Linked DNA regions of Homo sapiens: all the other regions are linked to region 2. A link is a loop called in an ENCODE intact Hi-C map of the cell type or tissue named here. Cell type or tissue: CD4-positive, alpha-beta T cell. All regions are shown on one strand.

Region 1 (5,000 bases), 330 kb after region 2:
TCCTCCCATCTGGAGGAGGCTTCTCCTGCAGTGGTGCCCAGCCCACCTGAGCCACAGCTGAAGGGCCTTCGCCAGCCCCTGTGGCCTCCCAAAGGGGAAAGCGGGCTCCTTAATGGGCGAGGAGCTGGATGACCAGCAGGCAGCAGCACACCCTCCCATGCCTCCCGCGCTCTGTGGACAGCCACCTCTGTGCGCTCTGGAGCCTGGGGCTGGTCAAGCCTACAGGGCCCCACCACCTGGGAAAGGGGGAAGTCACCTGTGGCCCTGAACTGGGGGGCCTCAAGCCATCTGCCAACAGAGGAAGTCAAAGGCCACCAACAGGCCATGCTGACCACAGCCTGGTCACTGCTGGCGCAGAAGAGGGGCTTGGAGTCCGAGGACTTCACCATGAGCACCGTAGGGAGGCAATGCCAGACCCCTGTTGGTGTGGTGTGTTTGAGGATGCACACAGAGCACAGGTGTGTACACACTCCCATGCAGGCACTCACAGAGCTGGTGCACACAGGGCAATCCACACACACGTGTACACACAGAGCAGTCGGACCTCTCTCTTGAAGCTGTATCCAAATATGCTTCCCTCTCACCCACAGATCCCCCAAGGCAGGGGCTTGGGGGTGTTTCCTGAACCACAAGCCGCTCAGGAGGGAGAACAGTTAACTTTGTTTCCCAGCCCTGTGTCTCAGCTGGATCCACAGACTTTAATAGAGTTTTACAAGAGCTTTGCCCTGATCTGTGCTGGCAACCAGAATTCAAACATCACCCATTAACGCCTCGTGAAAATGTCCTCAGTGTGAGTGACTGACAGGGTTTGGGGTGCGGCATTGCCTCTTCTCTTCTTGCATTTTTTTCTCTTCTCACCAGATGGATTTATTGAATTGGAAAGAAAGTCACAGAAATATTTTGTCTTATATTGGTAGTTAAGATATGAGATTAGCCAGGAGAGAGGGGGAAGAAACTTCAAAAAATGAAGGACAAGAATGTTGGGGCCAAGGCATGCCCCCTTCAGAGAGAACAAAGGAGACGCTGCAGCTCCAGGGGCTGCTGAGCTGCTGCAGGACCTTGAGTCCTGCTTAGACCAGGAGAACTGGACACTGCTTCTGGCAGCAGCTGAACAGGAGGGAAAGGTACCTTACTCTTTCCCTGTGTACAAAGGAGTGACTGAGTAAACAAATGAGTGAGTGAGTGTGTGTAAATAAATTAATGAATGTGTGTGGATGAGTGAGTGAACAAGTGAGTGCATGTGTGTGAAGGAATGAGTGAGCAAACAAGTGAGTGTGTGAATGAATGAGTGACTAAAGGAATGAGTGGGTGAACAAATGAGTGAGTAAACAAATGAGTGTGTGTGAATGAATGATTGAATTAGCGAGTGAACAAATGAGTGTGTGAATGAGTGAATGAAGGAATGAGTGAGTGAACAAATGAGTGTGTGAATGATTGAGTGAAGGAATGAGTGAACAAATGAGTGTGTGAATGAATGAGTGAAGAAAGGAGTGAACAAATGAGTGTGTGAATGAATGAGTGAAGGAATGAGTGAACAAATGATTGCATGAATGAATGACTGATCAAATGAATGTGTGAATGAATGTGAGTGAACGAGTGAATGAAGCAATGAGTGAGTGAACAACTGTGTGTATGAATCAGTGTGTCCATGAATGAGTGAATGTGTGTGAGTGAATGAGTGAAAGAAATGAATGAGTGAACAAGAGTGAGTGAACAAATAAGTGTGTGCATGAATCAGTAAGTGTGTGCATGAATGAGTGAATGTGAATGAGTGAGTAAACAAATGATTGTGTGTGAGTGTACAAATGAGTGTGTGTGAATGGGTGAGTGAACAAATGAGTGTGTGTGAATGAGTGAGTGAATGAAGGAATGAGTGACTGAACAAATGCGTGAGTGTATGTGAATAAGTGAATGAATGAGTGAACAAATGAGTGTGTGTGAATGAATGAATGAAAAAAGGAGTGAACAAATGAGTGCATGTGTGAATGAGTGAATAAGGAAATGAGTGAACAAATGAGTATGTGTGAATGAATGAGTGAATGAAGGAATGAATAAGTGAACAAATAAGTATGTGAATGAATGAGTGAACAAATGAGTGTGTAAATGATTGAGTGAAGGAATGAGTGAACAAATGAGTGTGTGTGAATGAGTGAATGAGTGAATGAGCGAGTGAATGAATGAGTGAATGAGCGAGTGAATGAGCGAGCGAATGAGTGAGTGACTGCATGAGTGAGAACCTGGGAGTGCAGGCGGGGCCGAGCCGCCGCGGTCACAGTAGCACTGGGGGCGGTGGGCGGGAGACCCCTCCTTAGAGGCCCACGTGCTGGACCCCTCAGCTCTGCCAAAGATGAAATGCCCCCAGACGGGCCAAGGGCTACCCCCAGTGGTTGCAGTAGTGATGGCGCCTCCCCATCCCTGTGGCTGTCGCCTGTCTGCTGCTTTCCCCAGAAGACTTGGGGGCCTGGAGACCCCAAAGTGTGGCGTCCACTGCCAGCCCCGCCAGCCCCGCCAGCCCCGCCAGCCCCGCCAGCCCTCTGCTGCCCTCTGCTGGCCAACTCGATCCACAGCGGCTCCTGGCGGTCGAGGGGAGGGGGACCAAAAGGGACCACAGGGGCGAATTGGGACGATGTCAGCTCCTGCCAGCATCACGGAGCCGGTTGCCACAGTGACGGGCTGCTGTGCGGGCCCTCTGCAAAGCAGGGAGTGCAGCCGTCCTCATTCCACCAGAGCCAAATTCCTCACGCTCTGCCTCCCAGCGAAACCCATGTGACCACGGGCCCAGGGAAGGGGGAAGGGGTGTGGGAGCGGCCGGGCCACTCTGTGCCCCGGGCACCCTGGGCATCGCAAGCCTGGCTCTGCCTGGGACGCCCTCAGCTGGCCCCTCATTCCTCCTTCCAGGTCAGGCCTCCAAATGCTTTCGCAGCCCTGTCCCCGCCAGTCAGACCCGGAGGATGCCAGGGGTCGCCAGTGGCTGCCCTGCCCAGCTCAGAGAGGAGACGATGTACTCAGCCAGAGTGGAGGCCGGGGGCCTGACAGAGGCAGGCGGCACCAGCCAGCCCCCCAGCCCTGTCCTGAGGCTGCTGAGCATGACACCCACTGGGGAGGTGGGCAGCTGACCCAGGGCCTGGCAGGGAGCCGGCTGTAGCACTGCCTGAATCAGGACCCAAGCTCCAGCTGCTCCTGCTCCAAGCTGCCCCTGGCAGCTCTGCCAGCATGCAGGGCACAGCCATGGAGAGGGGACACCCACATGCACTGGGCCAGCTGCAGGCCTGCAGGGCCACCGGGCATCTCACCCATCCTGCCACCCAGCGAGGACAAGGGGCAGAGGAGGAAGCATGGCATGAGGGAGGGTGGAGGGGGAAGAGGGGAGGGAGACCCCATGGCCTGGGCCCCAGCCCACCCCCAGGCCCAGAGCTGCTGTCCACGTGGGAGGACTGGGGCCCCAGGAGGGCGGAGGAAGACCCAGCTCCCGTGGGAGGCTGCCAGGGACTCCCCTGCAGGTTAGGAGCCTCCAGATGTTGCTGCAACATCGATCTTTCCCATTTCTCGAGTTATTACTTTATGTAAACAAACACGAGAGTTGCTGGTTCTAAATAAAGTTGTTTGTCTATGTAAATTAATATATCATATTCTCTCCTGAAATAGAATTATTTGTCTCTGGAGGAATCACGTTAAAGACTGACATAGGGTATAACTGTATCATTTACATATGCAGATATGTCTAATTATTCAACTTGCAATTAAAGGCTTGTGTGTCAGCAAATGAGACTAATTAGACACATTTATCTATGATAATCAGCTTTTTACAAACAAAATAGATCCCCCTTGGTTGATCAGGGAAAGCTGCTGGACCGGGGCCCTTCTCCCGTCGGGCACCTCTCACCAGCCTCACTCCACACCCCCCAGCTACACCCCAGCCCTGGTTTGTGGGGGACAGGGAGAGCCCAGGCTTCCCGCCCTTCAGAGGTGGATCTGAGGCAGCAGTCACGAGGCCTCTCAGTCCCCACTGGGGTTGGGCCCCAGCTGCCCAGCCCTCCACTGCCCTGGCCCCTCCGGCTGCCCCGGCCCCTCTGGTGTGCTCCTGGAACTGCCCCCTATTAACTCCACACACAAACCCTGGTGGGGCGTGCCCAGAGGGCTTGAGGAGCTACTACCTTGCTTTCAAAGCTCTGTGCCTTTGAGACCGTGACTGTGTGGTTCACACCCCCATCTTCAAGGCTGGACTCTCCTGGCCCATGGACCCCGCTGGTTCTCCCCTTCCTGGGCACCCCAACTCCACAGCCCTGTGCCCCTTGACCAGGCTGTTTCTGGCCAGGGTGGGCTGACATGCCGGGGACTTGATGGCCCCGGAGCAGTCTCCAGGCAGGTCCTGGGTGAGAAAGCCCTGGGCAGCTGAGGACCTGGTGAGGCTGAGCCCAGAAGCCTGGCCGTGGCCTGCCTGATGGCCGCCCTGGTCACTGGGCATCTCACCTCCCACTCACCTGCTGCTGTGCTCTCAGAGTCACCTCCAAAATAAACAACTTTCCCTCCTTAAGTAGGATGAACAGGGCCCCCAAATATGTCCACCCATAACCACAGAATGTGGCCTTATTTGGAATAAGGTCTTTGCAGATGTAATTAGGGTAAGGATCATGGATTAGAGTGGGCCTCAAATCCCATGAAGGGTGCCCTCATAAGAGATGGAGAAGCTGAGACAGGTAGATTTGGAGAAAAACGCCACGGAAAACAGAGGCAGAGATTGGAGTGATGCGGCTGCAAGCCGGGGACACCAAGGAAGGCCTGGAGCCACCAGAAGCTGGAAGGGACCAGGAAGAAACCACACCCCCTCCCAGAGCCTCCACAGGAGCCAGCCCTGCCCAGAGCTTGCTTTCAGATGTCCAGCTCCAGAACGGAGATGGAATGAATCCTCGTTACTTAAAGCCACCCAGTTTGAAGTAACTCGCCGCCACGCTGGGACACCTCCCATTCCTGCTTCGGGATCTACTTCTGGGGAAGCCCAA
Region 2 (5,000 bases):
TCCTTGTCCCGCACATGGCCGCCTCTATCTCCCTGCCCCGGGCCTTCGCTCATCCAAGTTCAGCCCCAGAATGCCCACCCCACCCACCTCTCAGAATTCCACCTGTTACGGGGTATCCCGGAGACCCAGTGGGTTTGTTCTTGATGTGGCTGCCACTGAGAGCCACCGAGAGTGTAGGGATGGGTGGTGGGGGGTGGAGGTGACGAAAGGAGTGGGGGTGAGGTTGGGGTTGGGGTTGGGGGGGTGGCGGTAGAGGGTTCCCTGGAAACAGGCCTCCTTTCCATGGTGGTGCCTACGATGTAGCCTCTGTGAGTTTTGGGGGGTTTGGACACTGGGGGAGGACGGTGCATGGAGTGGGGTCAGGGTTGCAGCCTGGGCGGCACTGGCTTGCTCTTCTCTGCACCTCTCGGCTGTGGGCCCTGCCTGTAGTGGTCCGTGAGGATGAAGGCCCAGTGAGCTTTCCTGGGCTATTGTCTTCCTGCTCCCAAAAAGTCCTGACCATCCTGGGGAGCCAGGCTCCCCAGCTCCCAGCCGCCAGGAGGCCGACTCAGGCCCAGCACTGCAAGGACGCTGAGGCTCGGACAGGTGCCTGGGTGGTTGGTGGGGCCCAGTGACTCCTAGGCCCTATCCCCGAGCTCTCTCCGCATCCCAGTCCCCTGAGTGATCCTGGCTGCCGGAGTCGGTGGGAGCACCTTTCCCACCTCCAACCCCAGCAGGTGGTGCGAGGGGAGGTGTGAGACAGAGACTTTCTCATTCTAATTCTGTGCATAACTCTTTATTTGACATGGTTACAGGCATCATGCATTCGTTTTGCAATTAAAAAAACCCAGACAAGTAAGTCAATGATTTTACTGCTAAGGAAACAAAACACAATAAAAAGAAGCGAGGCAGAGCTGGCTGGTGATAAACTGGCCCATGTGGTGGAACCGAAGCCCCCGGGCCAGGCAGCAGCCTTGAAAATAAAGTTCCCGCGGTTTGTGATCGGACACCCCCCAGCCACGCATCCTGGGAAACTGCTGGGGGCAGGGCTGGCCATGACCTCAGCAGGTGGATCTGAAGGGGCCACTTGGCTGCTGAGGATGTGAAAGTGAATTTTATTTTCTTCAGGTTCCGGAGGCAAGAAATGGCCTGGTAAATATTTTTTGTGCCTTTAAAAAAAATATTCAGGCTGGGCGTGGTGGCTCACACCTGTCATCCCAGCACTTTGGGAGACCGAGGCGGGCGGATCACTTGAGGTCAGGAGTTTCAGACCAGCCTGGCCAACGTGGTGAAACCCTGTTTTGACTAAACATGCAAAAAATTAGCCAGGCGCGGTGGCGGGTGCCTGCAGTCCCAGCTACTTGGGAGGCTGAGGCAGGAGAATCACTTGAACCTGGGAGATGGAGGCTGCAGTGAGCTGAGATTGCACCATTGCCCTCCATCCTGGGCTACAGAGTGAACTTGATCTCAAAATAAAAAAAAAAAAAAAATCAGCCGAGAGAAGCCTTTCCAAGTCAGATGCCCTGTGTGGACGGACAGGTAGTGCTGTGGAAACCCGCTGGCCAGTCAGGTGGGGAGAGCCCCGGGCTGAGTCCTGCCTCTCGCCTGCTTGCTGCCAGCGCCAGGAGGAAGGGTTCCCAGCGCTATTCTGGGCAGCTGAGGACCAGGTCTGCCATTGGCCAGGAGAAACCCAATGGGGTACAGCCCCAGCCCTAAGGGAAGGAGGGAGACTGGGCCAGGGAGGGTGAGACCTGCTTGTGGGAGGGGTGGGGCTGGTGACAGTCCACACAGGGATGGTGGGGCGGGGGCTGGGGTCCAGCTGGCACCAGGTGCAGAAGGGTTTACCCACACATGGGTCTAGGGGGTCCTCAGAACCCCTCATGGACACGGGTTGGGGAGATTACCAACCCCTTCAGCGGGTTGGCCAAGACCTCCCTGGGGGTAAAATGGGTGGGGAGATTCCTGGTCCTGCCCAGGCCCTCTGCCCTGATGCCACCCGAAGGAGTTCACCCTACTCCAGAGGCTGTAGGGCCAGGACCACTGGGGACTTGAGCCAGCCATGAAAGAGTCTAGGTCCCCAGATGGACCACCCCCATCTTGATAAGGACAGAAAGTCCCCCCTTTTCTGGTTTATCATCCTCTCTTTCCACCTCCCCGCCCCCAGCTCTCTCCATCGACACCGTCCCCAGCATGGACCTAGATGGGGTCCTTACACCTGGGGGTGCTGGTGACCCCATTTTACAGATGACGAGACTATGGTCAGGACCAAATGGCAGAGTCAGAGTTCATAACCTGATGCGTGACCCCGGGGTCCTCACCACCCAGCGGCAGCGCCCCCAGCCCCCGCTGGTGCTGCGACACTTCCAGCACCGCCCAGCAGGTGGTGCTGCAGGGACAGCTTCTGGGGCCCGGCTCTCCGGCTCTGCACTGGGGGCTTGGAGCTGGGGTCAGGGTCTCCCTCCAGCCTGCGGTTAACGGCGACTGCAGCTGCGGTATCAGGGAAGGCCGAGCATCCAGAGGCCAGTGGAAAAACCATCTTGCCACGGAGTCTGTTTCCTCCTGAACTGGAAACGGATTTCAGGTAAACAGTGTTGAGTCCGGGCCCAGCAGAGCAGTCACTGCACCTTCTGGGTCTCGGGTTCCCAGTTCCCTCCCCCGGAGCCGCCGTCTTCCCTGGTCCCTCTGGACAGGTCAAGCGCCCTGTAGGGAAAGCGGTCGGCCCCACACTCCTGAAGCCCCCTCCACGCTCCCCTCTGCCTGGGAAGGCTCCGTCTCCGCCCTGACTCAAGAGGAGGCAGGAGTGGCCTCGGAGACAAACAGCCCCTTCGCCAACTCCCCAGCCAAAAATATACACAGGCAGGAGCGCGGTTACCAGCACAGCCTGAGAGCAGGAGGAAGGGCCTGCAGGCCACAAGGGCCCCCGAGCCACACAGGAGGTGAGGGACGGTGCCTGTCATACCCTTCTCTTTCTCCGAGCCAAAGCGGCCCTCTGCGTGAGGGCAGTGGCAGACCTTGGATCCTGAGTTCACATCTGTGCCTCCCTACTTTTCTTTCTCCTCTGATGGAAGTCGGGACACCAGGGGAATGAGGGGGACCCCCAGACTCACATGATGTTGCCCCTAGCTCTGGGGAACCCGTGAGAATGGCATTTCACACCCAAGCGGCCACCAGGCTTCGGTTCCCATGAGCTCCTATTTTAACCTCCTTCTCCCAGAAGGCAGAGGTCTTCAGCACAGGCAGAGCTACCTCTGGTGCAGGGCTGGGCACACCGCAGAGGCCAGGTGCCTGTGAGGCTGGGGAGCCGGCCCTGGAGTTGGAATGAGCAGGTTCTGGAGGCTGAGGGGGCTAGTGTAGGAGGCTGAGGGGGCTGGGGGAGGCTGAGAAAGCTCATCTTGGCAGTTGAATGATCTCGTCTTGGGAGAAGGCAACATCATAGGGGCTTTTAGGGTGCCACAGGGGGCAGCACCCAGGCCTCGGCCTTTGGGTGGGAGGGTGGGATCCCTCCGCCTTTGGGCGCCTCCCTCCCGCCTCTGCTGGAAGGCTTCTCCCTTTGTCACGGGACCCTTGGGCTGTTGCTTTTCCTGCTGGAAGCCTCTGTGGCCGGTGGCACCTTTGCCAAGGTTTGCTGGGGCCCTCTGGGCTCATTCCGCCCACTCGGCCCAGGAGGTTGGGCTTGGCTCATGCTACCCGCGTGGACCCCACACCTGCCGAGGGCTAGCCAGGCGCAGAGCGGTGTGTGAGCGAGTGAGCGTGGGGTCCAGGCACTATGCACAGCCAGGCATGCCGGCTGCGGCAGGGAGGACAGCTCCACATGCCGGCTCCCTGTGAGGCTGGCGCTGGACCAGGCAGACCACAAGTGGCTTCCACAGCTGGCACCAGGGAACGTGGTGGTGCCTGGAAGCTTGGAGGTACCAGGAACTGCAGAGCCCCAAAGATGGCGTCACAGCCCTGGCTCTAGGAGCTCCTTGGTCTGGGCTCCCCGAAGGGCCGCAGCTCTTCTCTCCTCTCTTCTCTCCCTCTCATCACCCACAGCATGGCGAGCAAGGGGGGTGTCTCAACCCTGTCTGTCATGGCTCTTTCAGCCCTGCCATTTGGGCCCCACATTCTTGTTCCACACCAGGAAGAATGAGGTACGTGGACACGTGGGGGGGTGACCGGGTGAAGGGGAGCTTCACTGAACAGCTCAGAGGCGACCCGCAGTGGGTCACTCCTCTAAGCAAGCAGGTGACCCATTGTCATCTGGAGTCTGGCTGAGTCTGGGTTTTTATGGGCTTCAGAGGGGAGGAAGTGCATGCTGATTGGTCCGTGGGTGGTCATGCATGCTGATTGGTCCATGGGTGGTCATGCATGCTGATTGGTCCGTGGGTGGTCATGCATGCTGATTGGTCCATGGGTGGTCATGCATGCTGATTGGTCCGTGGGTGGTCATGCATGCCGATTGGTCCATGGGTGGTCATGGGTGGGCCCAGAAAAAGTATCACAAGTTCTCACTGTGGTCCACAGAACTGGCAGCCCTGGCCTGAAGATGAGGCTTCACTGGGACCCCCCGCTTTCCACCCAGGAGCCCATCTGCCCCCTGCCACCATTAACCTGCTCTCCACGGTGCCCACGGTGCCCAGACTGTTTGTGCTGAAGGCTGCCTGCAGGCCCACACTGACCTGCCCTTAGTGTCCCTCAGCCTCCCTCCCATGCTTGTCAGCGCCCAAAGTCTGAAGGGGGGCCAGGGCAGCAGAGGCTGGTGTGTCAGTGCTGCCCCAAGGGTGAGTACACCCAGGCGGGCTGTGACAGTGCCTGGGCTCAGCCTCAACTTTGCCCTGAAATCAGAGCAGGCACTGGGAGCAGGGAGAGGCCAGGCAGCGGGGGCAGGGGCTTCCTGGACCTCCGAGAGTGCAGAGATGCCTGGGTCTGCAGCCACAGCTGGGCCCCCACCCTGTCAACTCAGAAGTGGGTGGAGCTTCCACCTGTTCCCAGCTCCCACCAGCTCCACAGAGCGCACAGCCCCGGCTACACCTCCCCGACGG
Region 3 (5,000 bases), 200 kb after region 2:
GATCATATGCCCTAACATGGGGACGCATAGACATGCATGGTCATATGCCCTAAAATGGGCATGTGCCGAACATGTGTGATCATGTGCCCTACCATGGACACACACTGACACACGCGATCATATGCCCTACCATGGGCACGCACTGATACGTGTGATCACATGCCCTAACATGGGCACACACTGACACACGTGATCGTGTGCCCTACCATGGACACGCACCGACACACACGATCATGTGCCTTACCATAGGAATGCACAGACACACATGATCATATGCCCTACCATGGACACACACTGACACACATGATCATATGCCATAACGGGCACACACCGACACACGTGATCATATGCCCTACCATGGGCACACACCGACACACGTGATCATGTGCCCTAACATGGGGATGCACCGACATGTATGACCATGTGTCCTTCCATGGGGATACACAGACACGTGATCATATGCCCTACCATGGGCACACACTGACACACGTGATTATATGCCCTAACATGAGCAGGCATAGACACGTGTGATCATATGCCCTAACATGGGGACGCACAGACATGCATGGTCATATGCCCTAAAATGGGCATGCACCGAACATGTGTGATCATGTGCCCTACCATGGACACACACTGACACACGCGATCATATGCCCTAACATGGGCACACACCGACACACGTGATCATGTGCCCTACCATGGACGTGCACCGACACACACGATCATGTGCCTTACCATAGGAATGCACAAACACACATGATCATATGCCCTACCATGGGCACACACTGACACGCATGACCATATGCCCACAGGCATCCCCAGGCATGCACGCACACACGCACACAAATGAATACACACATGCACATATGCATACAGCCACACACAGGTGCACACACATGGGCCGTGTAAAACTAATGTAAAGATGATAATGGTCCCAGATAAACAGGAGCCCCTTGGGAAGGATCCGCCTTCTGCTCTGTCTGGGTGCAAGCCACAGCACCTCCTCAGGTCTGTAATTCTTGGGGGGTCTGCACATGAGGAAAGGTGGGGTTTGGCTGGAAATGGGCTTTTCTGTGGGCTGTTTGGTCCTTAGGCTCTTGGGACATCTCCAGCCTTTTGGCAGGTGGGCTCTGACAGGGGGTGCCACTCTCCCAGGGTAGCCACTATGTCTTCTAAGCAGGACTACCTGCCCCCAGCAGATTCTGCACTTCTCTGGGTGTGAAGTCACGGAAATACCTTTTGGGGGCCAAGACAGGGGTATTCTCTAGACATTTGGGAAGACTTGTGGGGAAGGGACACTGGAGACTGTCCAAGGTTAGCTGGTTCAGGGGCTGCTTAGGTGGTGATGACCAGGGCCTCTGTGGCCAGAGGAGGGCTGTCCTTATGTGGAGTCGGGGACCTGAGCATCACCAGGCTGATATGGCACTGAGGCCCTGTAGCTTCCCCTCCTGTGTCCTCAGCATGCAGTCACCCTCCTAGAAGTATATGGGTCTATGGAGTGACCTTTGGGTGGCCACAGTTCAGTGGATCTGCATCTCTCCCACATCCCCACTGCTTCAAAGAACTGAAAACAGGACCAGCCAGAGGGAGTTTAAATGGCCCCACTCTGCAGGGTCCATGGTGATGGTGCTCCTGCCACTGCTGCTACTGATGATAACAATGATGATGGTGGCAATGGTTATGTTGATGGTGGTGATGTTACTGATGATAATGGTGGTGATGGTACTGATGGTGGCAGTAATTATGGTGATGATGACCGCTGACATTTACTGAACGAACATGTCTAAACTTACCCTCCAGCTTCCAGAAGGGAAGCACAGAGCGGTGAAGTCTTGACTCCAGGAGTCTGAGACATGCCCTTGTGTCCTTGTACCAATGGCTGAGGGGGCCCCGCCTTCCCACCCACTGTGACCAGGATGCTCCCGCTCTGTTCCAGACTCTGTTCCAGGTGGGTTCCAGGCAGAGCCCAGACTACCCTCTCTACCCATGGAGGTCCTGTCCCTGCAGGCCCACCTGGACCTTGGTGGTGCTTGTGGCACCATTCCTAGGAAGGGCTCAGAAATATCTGTTGAATGAACGAATGAATGAACAAAGAGCATCCTGATGTGCAAGGGCCCCCGTGTGTCCCTCCTCCCCTGGTCTGAGGTGTGTGGGGCAAAGGGCAGTCTCCCCGTGGGGAGGGGCCTGCCTCTACACATTGCTCATGCAGACGGCATTCGTGTCTGTGCAATGCTCCAGGTCCTTCTGGGGCCTGATTCTGCCAGGGGTCTCCCCATTCCTGTCCAGGTGCAGGATCCTGTGGCAGCTCCAGGGCGCCCTCACGTGGTAAGTACAGGCACCTGCAGGAGGGCCTGGCCACACATACCGAGGTAGCCAAGAGGTGTGTTGGGGAGTTCTGCCTGTGCCCCTAGGTGGATGGTTGTGTGCCACATGGTTGTACTTTGAGACTTTACCTCAGCTTGGTCTGTGTGCTGCGTGGACATCTCCATCCTGTCCCTGCAGAGACGTGCCCACTATGGAGCACTGACCCTATGTGCTGTGTGTGTGGACTGGGTGCAGCCTGGGCCTGGAAGCCTGGTCCCCAGCCTGGTCTTGGTCGTTTGTTCGTGTGGGGCTCAGATCCTGCTCACAGGGCTGGACATTCCTGGGGTTGGCCAAGGGTCTGTGTCTCAGCTGGGGCTCTCAGCAGGAGGGTCCAGAGTGGCTGTGCCCTAGCCCAGCCCACATGCCTCCCAAGTGTTCAGAGGTGGTGGCATAAACTTGTGTGGCAGAGCGGCCCCCGGACCAGGCTGGAATGCCCGGCCCACTGGATTCTGGGGCGCCTCTGGCCCATGTTCCCAGCTGGCAGTGACTCGGGGCTGGGGAGCCAGGGAATGAAGGAGCTGCAGAGGCCACAGCATCTCAGGAGCAACCCGACCAGGTCTGCTGAGATCTGCTGAGGATGCAGAGGGGCTGTATGTTTCCATCTGGCTCAGTTTTACCACTCATGGCCCTGAGGAGGGGGCTCAGCTGCCCTCGGCTTTGAGCTGGCCCCCAACCCCATGGCTCCATCAGAGCATCTGTGGAAATGGCTTGTGGTGGGGGAGTCTCCCCTGAAACAGTCCTGTTCCCCAGCACTAGGGCCTATTTCCGCCCCTGTATCCCTGTATTCCTGCTGTGAGTCTTCTGGGTGGTGAGGGCTGCCTTCTGGGATCTGGCCTGGCCAGCTGGGGTGGGGGTTGCAAAGCTGAGAAGAGGAGGGGTGTGGCCATCTCTGTGGCGATCATGGCTTGGCTGATGCTGAGTTCCAGAAAAGGAGCCGGAATGACCTGCGTGTCTCAGCCCTGCAGGGATGAGGATGGCAAGGAGGGGCGGGGGGAGGGGGGCGGGTGCCTGGCCGTGCTCCCCCTGAAACACATCCCCAGCCCCGGGCTGGGCCCCACCCTGGCCTCAGCTTCCCCTGGAGAGCCTCTTCTTGATCTCATTCATGGTGTTGCCACCGGTTACCCCGAGGCAACCGTGGGAGACACTGGCTTTATTTTTCCCCTCTACCAAGGAGGAAATAGAGTGCGGAGGGAACTTGATGCTGGGGCAGGGCACGGTGGCTGAAGACATGGAGCCTGGGCCTCCATCTGGTGAATAACCAGCAGCCTCCGTCAGGCCAGGCCAGAGTCCAGGGTGGAGGAGTGTGGCTATGGCGATGCATTTGAGGGAGGGTCCTGCTTTCTGGTGGTGCATGTGAGGGAGGGTCCTGCTTTCTGGCGGTGCATGTGAGGGAGGGTCCTGCTTTCTGGCGGTGCCCGTGAGGGAGGGTCCTGCTTTCTGGCGGTGCCCGTGAGGGAGGGTCCTGCTTTCTGGCTCTGTGGCAGCCCTGGGGGCCACAGGACATAAGGCTCCAGGGTGTCTGTGTGTGCACGTGCATGTCATGAGTGGTCCCAGGACCAATGCCAAGCCTGCTGGATTCCAGGGCTGCCTCTGGCCCATGTCCCTGGCTAGCGGTGACTTGAGAAGACCCTGCTACCTTCCTGGCACCTCGGGACAGGGTCACCAAGCAGAGGCAGACTTCTCTGCTCTGTGCTCTCACTGTCGGGCAAGGCCTCTCCATCCCTCTAATAAGCTGGAGGGAGTCACCCTGTATCATTTCATTTTTTAGTTTTTAATTCATTCCCAAACATTATCCCCTATGCCCCACCCCACCCAGCTGCCAACTGTTCCTGGCACCCACAGCCCCAAAATAGCAGCTGGTCTGGGCACCAGGGGTGAAGGCTGGGCTGTGAGGGTCTGAACTCTGGGGTCATCACTGCCAGGAGCCCGGCTTATGGGCACGGCCAGGAGGCAGCCAGGGGCAGGGAGGCTGAGAGCCAGCTCCTAATCTCTGCCCTGGCCAGAGACCTGCCAGGGGGCTTGGACTTGAGGGGAAGGAGGGTGGGGGCTCCTGGCCAATGGCCACACAGGGAGCCCTACCTGGAGGTGAGATCAAGGTGGAGACCAGGGGCTGCAGAATAGAGGGACTGGCTGCCCTGGCCCCTGCTGATTGTGGCCTGGCCCCTGCAGCTCCTCCCACCTCTGCTGCTCGTGGACCGGGGGATTTGGAGGAATTTCAGAGGGGACTGTGGGGCCTGTGGCTTCAGCCTCAGCAGCTTTATTAGGTTTTATTCAGAATAAAAATCTTTGGGTCAGGGAAGGGATGTCTTCCTCTGGTCCCACACTGGGGAGGGCCCTGCTGGATAGCCCTGAGCTGGCCTTGCTGGGTGTCATGGTCTGGTCAGAGGGTGTCCCAAGCCCTTGGCTCAAGTTTGCTGTCCACCAGGACCACTGCCTGGCAGCCGACCCAATGCAGGCTGGGTGCTGAGGATTCAGTTGGGGGTATGTGCCCAGCTCTTCCTGAGTGGAGGCGGGCAGTGTCTGTGTGTGCGTGGGAGGTGAGACTGTGTGAGCATGTCTGTGACTGTGGCTGCGGGTGTGAGCAGGAGGAGGAGAGGCTGAGCTGGACATGCAGGGCAGTCCATGTTGGCTGCAAA
Region 4 (5,000 bases), 72 kb after region 2:
CCTGTGGTCCCTCAAGACACTCGGGCCCCCGGAGGGCTCTGCTCTCACCTGCCCCGAGTGTCCACCCTCGCTGGACACATAGGTGACCCTGACCAGGCGCACAGGCCTCGGGGCACCCTCCCAGAACACTCGTGCCGCGTCGTGGCTCACGTCTGAGAAGCCCAGGTGTCTCGGGGGGGCCAGGGTGGCTGCAAAGCACAGCAGAGCCTCAAGGCCAGCACGCGGCCTCCATGGCAGGGGCAAGGGTGGGCAGTGGCTGGGACCGAGGGGGCCTGAGGTCTCCCATGCCATGGAAGGCTGAGGAACAAGATGGGGCACCCGCCTGTGGGCAGGCAGCCGGGGTTGGAGCACTCACGGGTCCTGGCACGGATGCCCCGGGCCTCGCTGCCCTCAGGGCCTCGCAGGCTCTGCACCGAGACCTCATAGTCCCTGCCAGGTTCCAGGCCATCCAGCAGCACCTCGGGCCGCCCGACCTGCACCTGCAGAGACATGACGTCCCAGGCCAGCCCCCACTCGCTCTGCCCCACTCCTCTGCCTCCCCCGCCACCCCCCGGCCCAGCTCACCTCTCGCTCCTCCTCTTCACCCTTGGGGGAAGCAGGAGAACATCGCACCAGGTAGTGGGTGGCCCCGGCCGAGGGCTGCCAGGTGAGGTGGACGGTTCTGGGCGTCACTGCGGCCAGGGTCAGCGCCCGGGGCGGAGGCAGAGGTGCTGGGGGGCCATGCAGGGACACTTTAGGAAGGAGCCCACACAGAGATCACACCCACGCACGGGGCACCCTCACACCAGAGTGGGTGGGCACGGCCACCGCCTGGCAGGTGCACAGGATTCAAAGTGGCACTTCCCAGGCTTCACCTTGGGCCAAGGTTTGTGGCTCCAGCTCTGGGGACACAAGGCCACCCCACAGTTTTGTCTAAGGCCATCTGCCTTGAGGTCATGGGAGGAATGTGGCCTCCGGGGGGTGAAAAGGGCTTTGGGAAACACCCAGACACAAAAGTCTGCACTGTGTGATTCCACCTGCAGGAAACGTCTGGGACAGGCACATCCAGAGACAGAAGGTGGCTTGGGGTGGCTGGGGGGGCGGGTGCTTAGGGGTGCAGGGTTCCTCTGGGGGGATGAAAATGATCTAACATGAACTGTGGCCATGGGTGACAGCTCTGAATATACCAAAGCCACTGGAGTTGTACACTTTAAATGGGCAGGTTGTATGGTGTGTAAATTACATCTCAACAAGGCTATTACAGACGGGCTCATGGCAGTCCCTGGGGGTCCAAGAACCCAGCGAGCTAAGCCACGTGCTGGAGGCCAAGCAGGGGGGAGCTCCATGAACACTGTGGACAAGCAGCATAATGGGCTGTGATTACAGTTGAGGTGATGACACCAACGGTATAGCTGGTGTTCAGAAGAGAACACCCAGGGTCAGAGGGGCCCAGTGACTCGGCCTTGGTCACACAGCAAGCTGGGGATGGTGCCAACTGTGGGTGGTTAAGATCCAGAGCTGCTCGCTATGCTGCCCTGGGGTGTCAGGCTCCAAGGGACAGCCGTGAGTGGGGCCTCCCACCCAGAACCTGGCCGCTGCCTCTGCCCCACCTACCTGTGGTCACCAGGCCCCGCAGGCCTTCGCCAACCCCGCCCTCATAGATGGGGAACACGGAGACCAGGTACTCTGTGCGGGAGGCCAGGTTGTGCAGCTCCGTGGAGGCGGCGGGTCCCTCCACCACCACCTGGAACAGAGTGGGCAAGGACGGAGCCAGGAAGGGGGGTGCCGGGGGATGGGGAGCAGGACAGGAACTCCGTCAGCTGGAGTGTGAGCTCAGCTGGGGCCCGCAGGGTGCCCCACTTCCCACAGGCCTGGGCTCCCTGTACCTACGACAGAGCAGTGCCAGGCCCACCACAATTATCCATCGATCGATCAATCAAAGGGAGAAGGCGCTCTGAGTCTGACCCTAACCCCAGCACCCTCGGAACGCCCCCTGCTCTGCCCTCCTCGGCCACTAAAATGCACTCATCCCAGGCTGCCTCCCAGACGCAGCTCCCCAGTGAGTCCCTGGGCTGTCAGCCCCTCGACACCCCCTTCTCAGCCTGGACCCAGTTATTTGTGGGCCTTTATTCCTGCCCTCCCTTTGGCTTATCAGATCTCACTACGGCTGAGGACCGGCTCGGGGAGCCCTGTATACCGGCCCCCTCACCTCCCTGGGGGTGCCACCTCTAGAGGCTCGCCAAACGATCAGATACTTGAGGGGGTGCCGGGGGGCTGGAGTCCAGGACAGGCGGATGCTGGAGGAGGTCACCTGGCTCAGGACCAGGCTGGTGGGGGCAGGGAGGGTGTCCAGGGCTGGAGCCGCTGCTGCTGGAGTAGCGGGAGTGGGGGGCAGGTGGTCACTGCACGGGCAGCTGTGTCCACGCTCCCCCTGGTGGCCACTCACAGGAGGGACAGGAAAGCTGCTCCCCAGCCCTTCTGTGGACAGATGTAAGGGGGTGCTGCAGACCCCCTCAGAGCCACAGGAGCCGGCCTCAGGTACCACACGGGAGCCACAGCGTCCCCCCAACCCTTTGCCCAAAGCAGCCGGGGGGGCTGCAGCCTGTGCGGGTGACCCTGCCCCTCACCTGGGCCCTGCCGCGGGCTCCCACCCTGGAGCCTCTGGCAGATGAGACGGCTGAGCAGGCCAGCCAGCGCGCCGAGCTGCAGGAAGTCCAGCACGCTGTGGACGGTGATGTCCCTCGGCGGGGACGCCAGGAGCCTCAGCTCAGCCTCATCGGCGTTCTTCACACCTGCTCGTGAGGAGGGAGGTGGGGTTGGCCTGCACTGGGGTCACCCGACGGGGCCACCTGCGGTGGGGGTCTCCATGGAGACTGGGTCAGGAGTAAAGAGGCCTATGGGCTGTACTCGGCCCACCTGCCACCCACATGCTGGGCCAGGCGCTCCCGAGGGGTTGGGGGCATCAAGGAAGGGTCTGTGCTCCTGGGACTCCTGCCTCGAAATCTGGGGTTTCCTCCCCACAGGACAGAGTTGATTCGCCTGTGAGTCCCAGGCCCTGGAGGATGCCAGGAAGCTCCTTGCCAGGGCACAGCAGGCGGGAGTCACCAGGCACAGGGATGGTGGCCAGAGGGGGCAGCTGGAGCTGCTCAGTGAATATCTCACCAGGGAAGTTCACGCCACAGGGGGAGGGTTGGGGTGGTTCCACGGAGGGCACCAAACACCAGGCGATTGGAAAGGAGCAGCCCGCCTGTGCCATCGCCTCTGAGTGCCAGGCGGTGCCTGGCTCTGCGTGCAGCTCCGTGCCGCAGATGTGGAAGCTGGGGCTCAGGGACCAGGTGCCCAATGCAAGCTCCCTGCTGCGACCCTAAACCCACCCGGCGGTGAGACTCCAGGGCCGGGGGAGCCGCATGGTGCTCACCCACAGCGAAGACGTTCACGCCCAGGTCCTTGAGGACACGGGCAGCAGTGTGCACATCGTCCTGGGACTTGCCGTCCGTCACCAGAATCACCACCTTGGCTGCCTCTGGACGGAGGCCAGCCGCCGGCTGCAGGTTCTGCCCCAGCACGTGGGTCAGGGCAAGGCCTTGGGAGCAGCAGGAATAAAGTGACAGGCAGCTGCCAGCATCCCCTCCTGGTGCTCGGCTGGCAGCAACCGGACAGCAGAGATGCTCCTCTCCTTCCCTTGTGGGGTATCAGGAGGCCCCGCAGCAGCCCAAGGGAGCAGGGAGGGTCTACCTGTTGAAGGGCCCCAAGTTCCCCAGCCAGACCCTACCTGCAAGGTGAGCACCCAGACTGGGCCGGGTGTGGACCCAGCCAGAGCTGCTAATGTGGAACAGAGGAGCCACGCGCTGGACACAGGCCCTCGTTTTCATCAAAGGTAAACAAGGGGGTGACTCTGCCCTCTATAAAGGTGTGAACAGGGCTCAGGTCCACACCACTTGGAGCTCGATTTACACACAAGCTTTCGGGATCTGGGAGGGCGGCAGAAGGAGGTCCGCCCTCAGGACAGAGGGAGGGGCAGGCCTGGGCCGTACCTGTGAACGTGTTCCCCCCCTTGTAGCGGAGGCGGCGCACAGCTGCCAGCACCTGTTCCTTGGTGCTGAGGGAGTTCAGGTCCCACTCAGTCTGAGCATCCCCGCTGTACTGAGTCAGGCCTGGGGAGCAGGGGCATGGCCACGGGCTGAGTTTCCAATGCTGAGATGCCCAGGGAGCTTGGCACAAGGCCACACCTGAGAGCTGCACGTGCCTCTGTGGGGTCACCTGGCCACAGTAGCCAGTCCCCAGGGAGAGGACGCTTGCAGAGCCAGGGCCTCCACACGGAGGGGTCCCCAGAACACCCCATGTGGAGCAGGCGTCCCACCCCACAAGGTGAGAGCCCTGGCTGGTACGGGGACCCCCACAGGTCACAGCCTCCTCTGGCAGAGCTGTGGGGACCACACCCGGGTGGGGCAGGAGGCGGGCCGGGCCAGCACCCACCTACTTGGACCTTATCCGGCCCGATTTCAAAGGGTGCGATGACACTGGCCAGGAAGTCCTTGACCTGCTGGAAGTGACTGTGGCCAATGCTCCAGGACCCGTCCACCAGGAAGACCATGTCAGCAGGCACGGGGGGCAGGCAGCGGAACTGGGGGCCGGCTGGGGCGGTGGGAGCGGGTCAGGTGCTAGGTGAGGCCCATCCCTGGTCCAAGGCCCCCAGATCACCTACCCCGGGGCTCCAGCCACAAGAGTGAGGCAGGCTGGGCCAGGTTTCAGGGGAAAGGACTCCAAGGCCCTCAGGCCTCACCGGACTAGACAGCCCCACACCGGCACGGCTGCACATCGAGCCACCGCTAATGTGAGGCAGCCTGGTGCTCGGGCACCTCTGCCCTCCACGGCTGCATGCAGCTGCCCGCCCAGACATCAGGCCCAGAAGCCCACCAGGTGCAAACCAGGCAAGGAGGGGAGGGTGGGCACCACAAAGAGCCCCAGCAGAGCCGCCGTGAGCACCGCAGCGCGGCGCTGTGGAGGCAAAGCCGCCATCC
Region 5 (5,000 bases), 160 kb after region 2:
CCTGTAATCCCAGCTACTCGGGAATCTGAGGTGGGAGAATCGCTTGAACCCAGGAGGCGGAGGTTGTAGTGAGCTGAGACTGCACCACGGCACTCCAGCCTGGGCAACAAGAGCAAGACTCCATCGCAAAACAAGGCCAGTGCAGTGGCTCACGCCTGTAATCCCAGCATTTTGGGAGGCCAAGGCGGGCGGATCACCTGAGGTTGGGAGTTTGAGACCAGCCTGGCCAACATGAAGAAACCCCATCTCTACTAAAAATACAAAATTAGCCAGGCGTGGTGGCGCATGCCTGTAATCCCAGCCACTTGGGAGGCTGAGGCAGGAGAATCGCTTGAACCCTGGAGGCGGAGGTTGTGGTGAGCTGAGATCACGCCATTGCACTCCAGCCTGGGCAACAAGAGCGAAACTCTGTTTCAAAACAAAAACAAAAACAAAAACAAAAACAAACTCAGGACCCCAATTCACTCTGCCACAAGAAAAAAATTAAACTAAAAGCTAAGTCATGTGAGAAGCTGCCTTTCTTTTTGTTCCTAAGCAGGTAGTTACAGATAACAGGTGAAGCATCTCTACAGGAGACGTTCACCTTATTTCATACAAGTGCAGGTTTCCGAGCATGAGAGGAACACACAGCTGACGATTCCCCTGCCTGCTCCTCTTCTCTTGCAGCATGTGATTACCAAGGCCTCCCTCTTGCCCCTCCAGCCTGCTTTCCCCCCCTTTAAATGGTGGAGCCCTCAAAAGCATCTTTGGAGAAAGGCACAGACCACAGACTAAAAGGACATGTGACTCCATGTGCTTTTCTTCTAGGCATGTCCTTAACCTTGGCAAAATAAACGTCTCGATCGACTGAGCCCTGCCTCTCATGCTTTTTGGTTTACAGCTTCCTCCCCGAGTCTTAGGTGGAGCTCTCCAGAGCAGACCCCAAAACAAAAATGAGCAGTAGGTATGTTCCCGAGGGGTCACTGCCCTGGGCACCCCGCTGAGGGCCTCCCAGAGCCCAGGGACTCCCCAGGTATCCTGCCAAGGGGCCAGCATCCTGGCGCAAGTCCATCCCTCTGGGCTTTGGCTGCGGTGAGCGCTGGCTCCCAGCCAGCGCCTAGAGAGCCACAGGCAGAGTTGCAAGAGGCCAGCAGGGAGCGTCCTGAGAAGACCAGCGTGGGCCCAGAGCAGGCCCCACCACGGGCTTCTCCCCACCTGCTGGACTGGGCTGGGCTGGATGCTGACCCGACCATGGGTCTCAGTCTGGATGGTCAGCATTCCTCAGTGCCACGGCAGCTGTCTGGACCACACCTCCCGTGGCTGTGGCCCCACCTGGGTCCGTTAGTCTGATTTATTTTCCTGGCATGCCTGGCCCAGGCCTGTTGGGGGCAGGGGTGGGGAGAAGCTTATTTAGTACAGCTGTGCCTGGCTCCTTCCTGCAGCTTCCCAAGCCCCTGTGGCTTGTGAAGTTGAGCTGAGAGGCCACCTAGGGCCAGGGATGGACAGAAGGCCTGTATTAATGGGGAGGGCGGGAGGATGAGAGCAGCAGGCCTCTGTTCCCGCAATCCTGCAGAGCCCAGACATCCACCGAACAGCCCTGCTATCTGTGAGCTTCTGGGCATCATTTGAAAACATGAGATGCACCATCTCTGGCCCCAGATTCCAGCCTGGGAATCCAGGAGGTGGTTGAGTCAGCTTTAGGAAAGGCTAGATCAGGGAGCTCTGGGACCACAGGGAGGACTCTGGAGAGGGAAGGGGAAGCAAGAGGCTGCAAGAGGCAAACTGGACACTGCACTCTCCAGCTCCACACGCAGAGTGAGCAGGGCCAGTGAGCACTCCCCAGCTCCACATGCAGAGTGAGAGGGGCCAGTGAGCACTCCCCAGCTCCACACGCAGAGTGAGAGGGGCCACTGAACACTCCCCAGCTCCACGCAGCAGAGGGAGCAGGGTGGGTGAGCAGGTCTTAGGAGCTTGCCAACCTCGCAGAGTGCTAGGCACATGTGCAGCCATCAGGCTCACCTGGAGGTTTCAGGCTCAACCAGAGGCCTCCTGACCATGTAGGTCACCAACTCCACCCCAGACTACTTTGATTTCTCTGCTGGGGGTCGGTGGGGGGCAGAGGGGTGGACATGTGTGTTAATTAAAGCTTTCTGGGAGTGTGAAGGATCAGCGTTGAGTATCAGTGCCTGGAGTCTGAGCTTGGCCGTCAAAGACATTAGCCACTAGCTGCGTGTGTCTGCTGGAATTTAATTAAATAAAATTGAAAGGGCAGTTTCTCAATTTCAAAGGTTCAATAGCAGCACCTGCTGGACACAGCAGGCCACAAGTTACAGAATGCCCACCAGGTGGGGTGAGCCCCTCTGGCGCTCCCTTCCACATGCTGCCTCCCAGCTGGGGAAACTGAGGCAGGTCCCTGGGGAGCTGGAAGGTGCACACCAAGGACCTAACTCCTGATTCAGAGCTCCCTCTGCTGGACATAAAGCAGGTGACAGCACAGAGGTGACACCAGGGGCCTTGGAGCTGTCCCTACAGACAAGTGATGACCCAGTGGTCCCAGGTGTCCCCAGGGTGAGCATGAGATCTCGAGGAGCCACACGAAGCTTTGGAGAGGAGGTGAAGCAGGCGGCTTCAGGCAGAGGGAACAGCGTGGCCCTGGGGGATGTGCATGTGGCTGGCATCCTGGGGACTGTAGGCAGACAGGGGTGCAGAGGTGTGTGGGGCTAGCGCACGGGTACCTGGAGCCCCTGGTCCAAGAGGCGCTGGGAACAAGGGAGGGATCTGAGCAGGGCTGGACTGTCCAGACACACTCCTCCTCTGTGGAACTGTGGGCCAGGCCCGAGGTTCGTATGTTATGCTTGTCCCTATGGTCAGGACACTCAGCTGCAGGTGACAGAAACTCAAAGCTAAAAATGAAATGTATTGCTTCACCCAACCAAAAGCACAGAAGTGGACCATTTCAGACTCAGCTGGATCCTGGTGTTCAAGCATCTTCATTCACTTGCTTCTCCCTCTCTGGACTGGCATCAGGCCCAGGTGAGGCATCCATCCCCAACCACAGGGGTTGAGGAGGGGACGCCCTGAAAGAATATCAGGAATGTGGTCACTCAACTGAAGGGAGCTACATGCCGGGCAGGCCAGTAGAGTCACCCAAGACAGCTAGCAAGCCACGTGGAAGGGTGGGAGAGTCCAGGTGGCCTTCCTCATCCTGGGACAGGTGCTCCCCTGGGGAGAGGCTGCTGTTTGCAAGGGCAGATGAAATCAGCAGCGTCTTTTGCTAGCACAGTACTCAGCACCCGGCACGCCTCCCTGTAGCACCGCCCAACCCCAGGTCCTGTTCTCCAGAGCTAGCCCTGCCCATTCTCATTCCTGTCCCACCTGTGGCCCTCCCCAGGCACCTGGCCCAGGTAGATCCAGCCATTGTGGGGCCTCCCTTTCTGGGCCACCTGCAGCTCTAGCTGTGAAGCCTGAGCCTGCAGGTGCCTATCTGTGTCATCTGATCATGTTGGTTACTCTCTGGTCCCCCTCCTGGCATGGTTTCCTCCCCACTTTCTAGCCTGAGTCGTCCCCATGGTCCCCCTCTTTGAAGACCTCTGGTAGAGCCCCAGAGTCCTGGTGGCATCCAGGGACTCCTCTGGTGTCTTTCAGACCCAGGGCTGGCCTCATAGGATGTGACCCAAGCGGCCCCACACCCAGAGGGTGCTGTCGTCACCATCTTGATATTAACACTTTTGTCTGAATCTGTGTTTTGTGAGTGCCATCTGATGAGATGGTGGCATGCGCCTGCACTTGGGGTCTGGGAGCCTGGCTTGGCACAACCCTCCTCCCCCCACCCCCAGGAATGGTGTTTAGCCACCCAGTGACCCCTGCCAACCCTCATCCCAGCAGGGACCTGGGTGTGGGCACAGAGGGATCAGGGGCATGGCCCATGCATGGAGCCACAGGGACAGGTTCAGGTGCCTGTGAGAGTTTCCCCTCCCCTTGCCCAAGAGCACATGACGTTAAATAACAAATAAAAACACCATCACAGGTGCAGGGAGGGGCGCTGGAAGGAAGGAAAGAGCCTTCTCTTGCTGTTTGAACGAGGGCCCCGAATTTTCATCTTGCCCTGCTGGGACTCTGTCTGGCTGCCAGGCGAGGCCTCTCCTCACCAGAGCAGAGCCCAGTAAGCACCTCTTGTAGCAGAGCCTGCATTGTCTCACTGCTGAAGGTGTCCACGGAGGCGGGTGGTGCTGCAAGAGCAATGCAGTCCCTGCAGTCCCTGCAATCCCTGCAATCCCTGCAGTCCCTGCAGTCCCTGCAGTCCCTGCAATCCCTGCAGTCCCTGCAGTCCCTGCAATCCCTGCAGTCCCTGCAATCCCTGCAATCCCTGCAATCCCTGCAGTCCCTGCAGTCCCTGCAGTCCCTGCAGTCCCTGCAGTCCCTGCAATCCCTGCAGTCCCTGCAATCCCTGCAATCCCTGCAATCCCTGCAGTCCCTGCAATCCCTGCAGTCCGAAGCTACTGCGATGAGCAAGGCACGCTCACATCTGCTCCCTGAGCCTCCACCTTGGGGCTAACGGAGACATCGGCCCCAGAGCACCTGGCACTGGTACTTACAGGCAGATGACAGTTCTCTGCAGTGGGAGAAGAGGCTCTTGGCAAAGTGGAGTTAGGAGAGGCCCTGTTTCAACTCCTGGAAAAGCAGGGAGGGAGCTGAGGCCTGCAGACCAGCAGGACCGGGGCTAGGAGCTTTACTGTTCAGGCTGGGTTGCTGGCCCCTGGGGGATGTCATGCCGATGGAGCAGGGCCAAGGACAGGGCAGGTGCCAGGGCTCAGGACCAGGTGAGAGCTCAGGGAGCTGCCAGAGTAACTATGCGGCCTGGACACTTTCATTAACTTCTCAGAGGCTTAGCTGCTCCAGCAATCCAGAGTTGCTCTAACTCCCTCGGCTCTCTGGATGCAATGCAGAGCTTCCTTCCACGTGCTGAGCCGTCTTCCCTGTACCTGCACTCGGCAGTGGACACGAGGGGACCTGCTCAGGGA

Evidence for each region. A loop is a pair of places that touch in the nucleus more often than their neighbours do. Peaks named below come from ENCODE experiments on the same cell type or tissue, not always from the same donor. Only the 100,000 strongest peaks of a DNase experiment are listed, where the experiment ranks them.
Region 1: it touches region 2 in a loop (14-fold over the local background); 12 of 110 quality-filtered maps call a loop at or near these places.
Region 3: a loop joins it to region 2, with 7 times the contacts of the local background. A loop is called at or near these places in 6 of 110 quality-filtered maps.
Region 4: a loop joins it to region 2, with 4 times the contacts of the local background. A loop is called at or near these places in 87 of 110 quality-filtered maps.
Region 5: a loop joins it to region 2, with 18 times the contacts of the local background. A loop is called at or near these places in 18 of 110 quality-filtered maps.

Annotation. Positions count from the first base shown.
Region 1 is chr20:63,054,143-63,059,142 of GRCh38, reverse strand. No RefSeq gene overlaps it. Among named protein-coding and RNA genes, the nearest start is that of LINC01056, 19 kb to the right of the region's middle. RefSeq lists a silencer at 2,501-2,701. In CD4-positive, alpha-beta T cell, CTCF peaks have their summits at 2,355 and 2,555 (motif pointing left); a DNase peak (open chromatin) is centred at 2,552; H3K27me3 peaks cover 953 bases.
Region 2 is chr20:63,379,368-63,384,367 of GRCh38, reverse strand. It overlaps LOC124904953 (a long non-coding RNA gene), which reads left to right and starts at 2,478. Exons shown (of 3, transcript XR_007067716.1): 1 at 2,478-2,560; 2 at 4,012-4,109; 3 at 4,483-5,000. RefSeq lists an enhancer at 1,837-2,521. In CD4-positive, alpha-beta T cell, CTCF peaks have their summits at 2,143 and 2,345 (motif pointing right); a DNase peak (open chromatin) is centred at 2,367; H3K27me3 peaks cover 201 bases.
Region 3 is chr20:63,180,845-63,185,844 of GRCh38, reverse strand. No RefSeq gene overlaps it. Among named protein-coding and RNA genes, the nearest start is that of MIR124-3, 4.8 kb to the right of the region's middle. In CD4-positive, alpha-beta T cell, a CTCF peak has its summit at 2,288 (motif pointing left); a DNase peak (open chromatin) is centred at 2,314; H3K27me3 peaks cover 1,335 bases.
Region 4 is chr20:63,307,104-63,312,103 of GRCh38, reverse strand. COL20A1 (collagen type XX alpha 1 chain) reads right to left here. Exons shown (of 36, transcript NM_020882.4): 6 at 4,456-4,614; 7 at 4,014-4,133; 8 at 3,398-3,562; 9 at 2,607-2,771; 10 at 2,189-2,346; 11 at 1,594-1,723; 12 at 565-710; 13 at 356-479; 14 at 49-188. Among named protein-coding and RNA genes, the nearest start is that of COL20A1, 16 kb to the right of the region's middle. In CD4-positive, alpha-beta T cell, CTCF peaks have their summits at 2,204 and 2,407 (motif pointing left); a DNase peak (open chromatin) is centred at 2,403; H3K27me3 peaks cover 1,504 bases.
Region 5 is chr20:63,220,982-63,225,981 of GRCh38, reverse strand. No RefSeq gene overlaps it. Among named protein-coding and RNA genes, the nearest start is that of YTHDF1, 7.4 kb to the right of the region's middle. In CD4-positive, alpha-beta T cell, CTCF peaks have their summits at 2,226 and 2,428 (motif pointing left); a DNase peak (open chromatin) is centred at 2,441.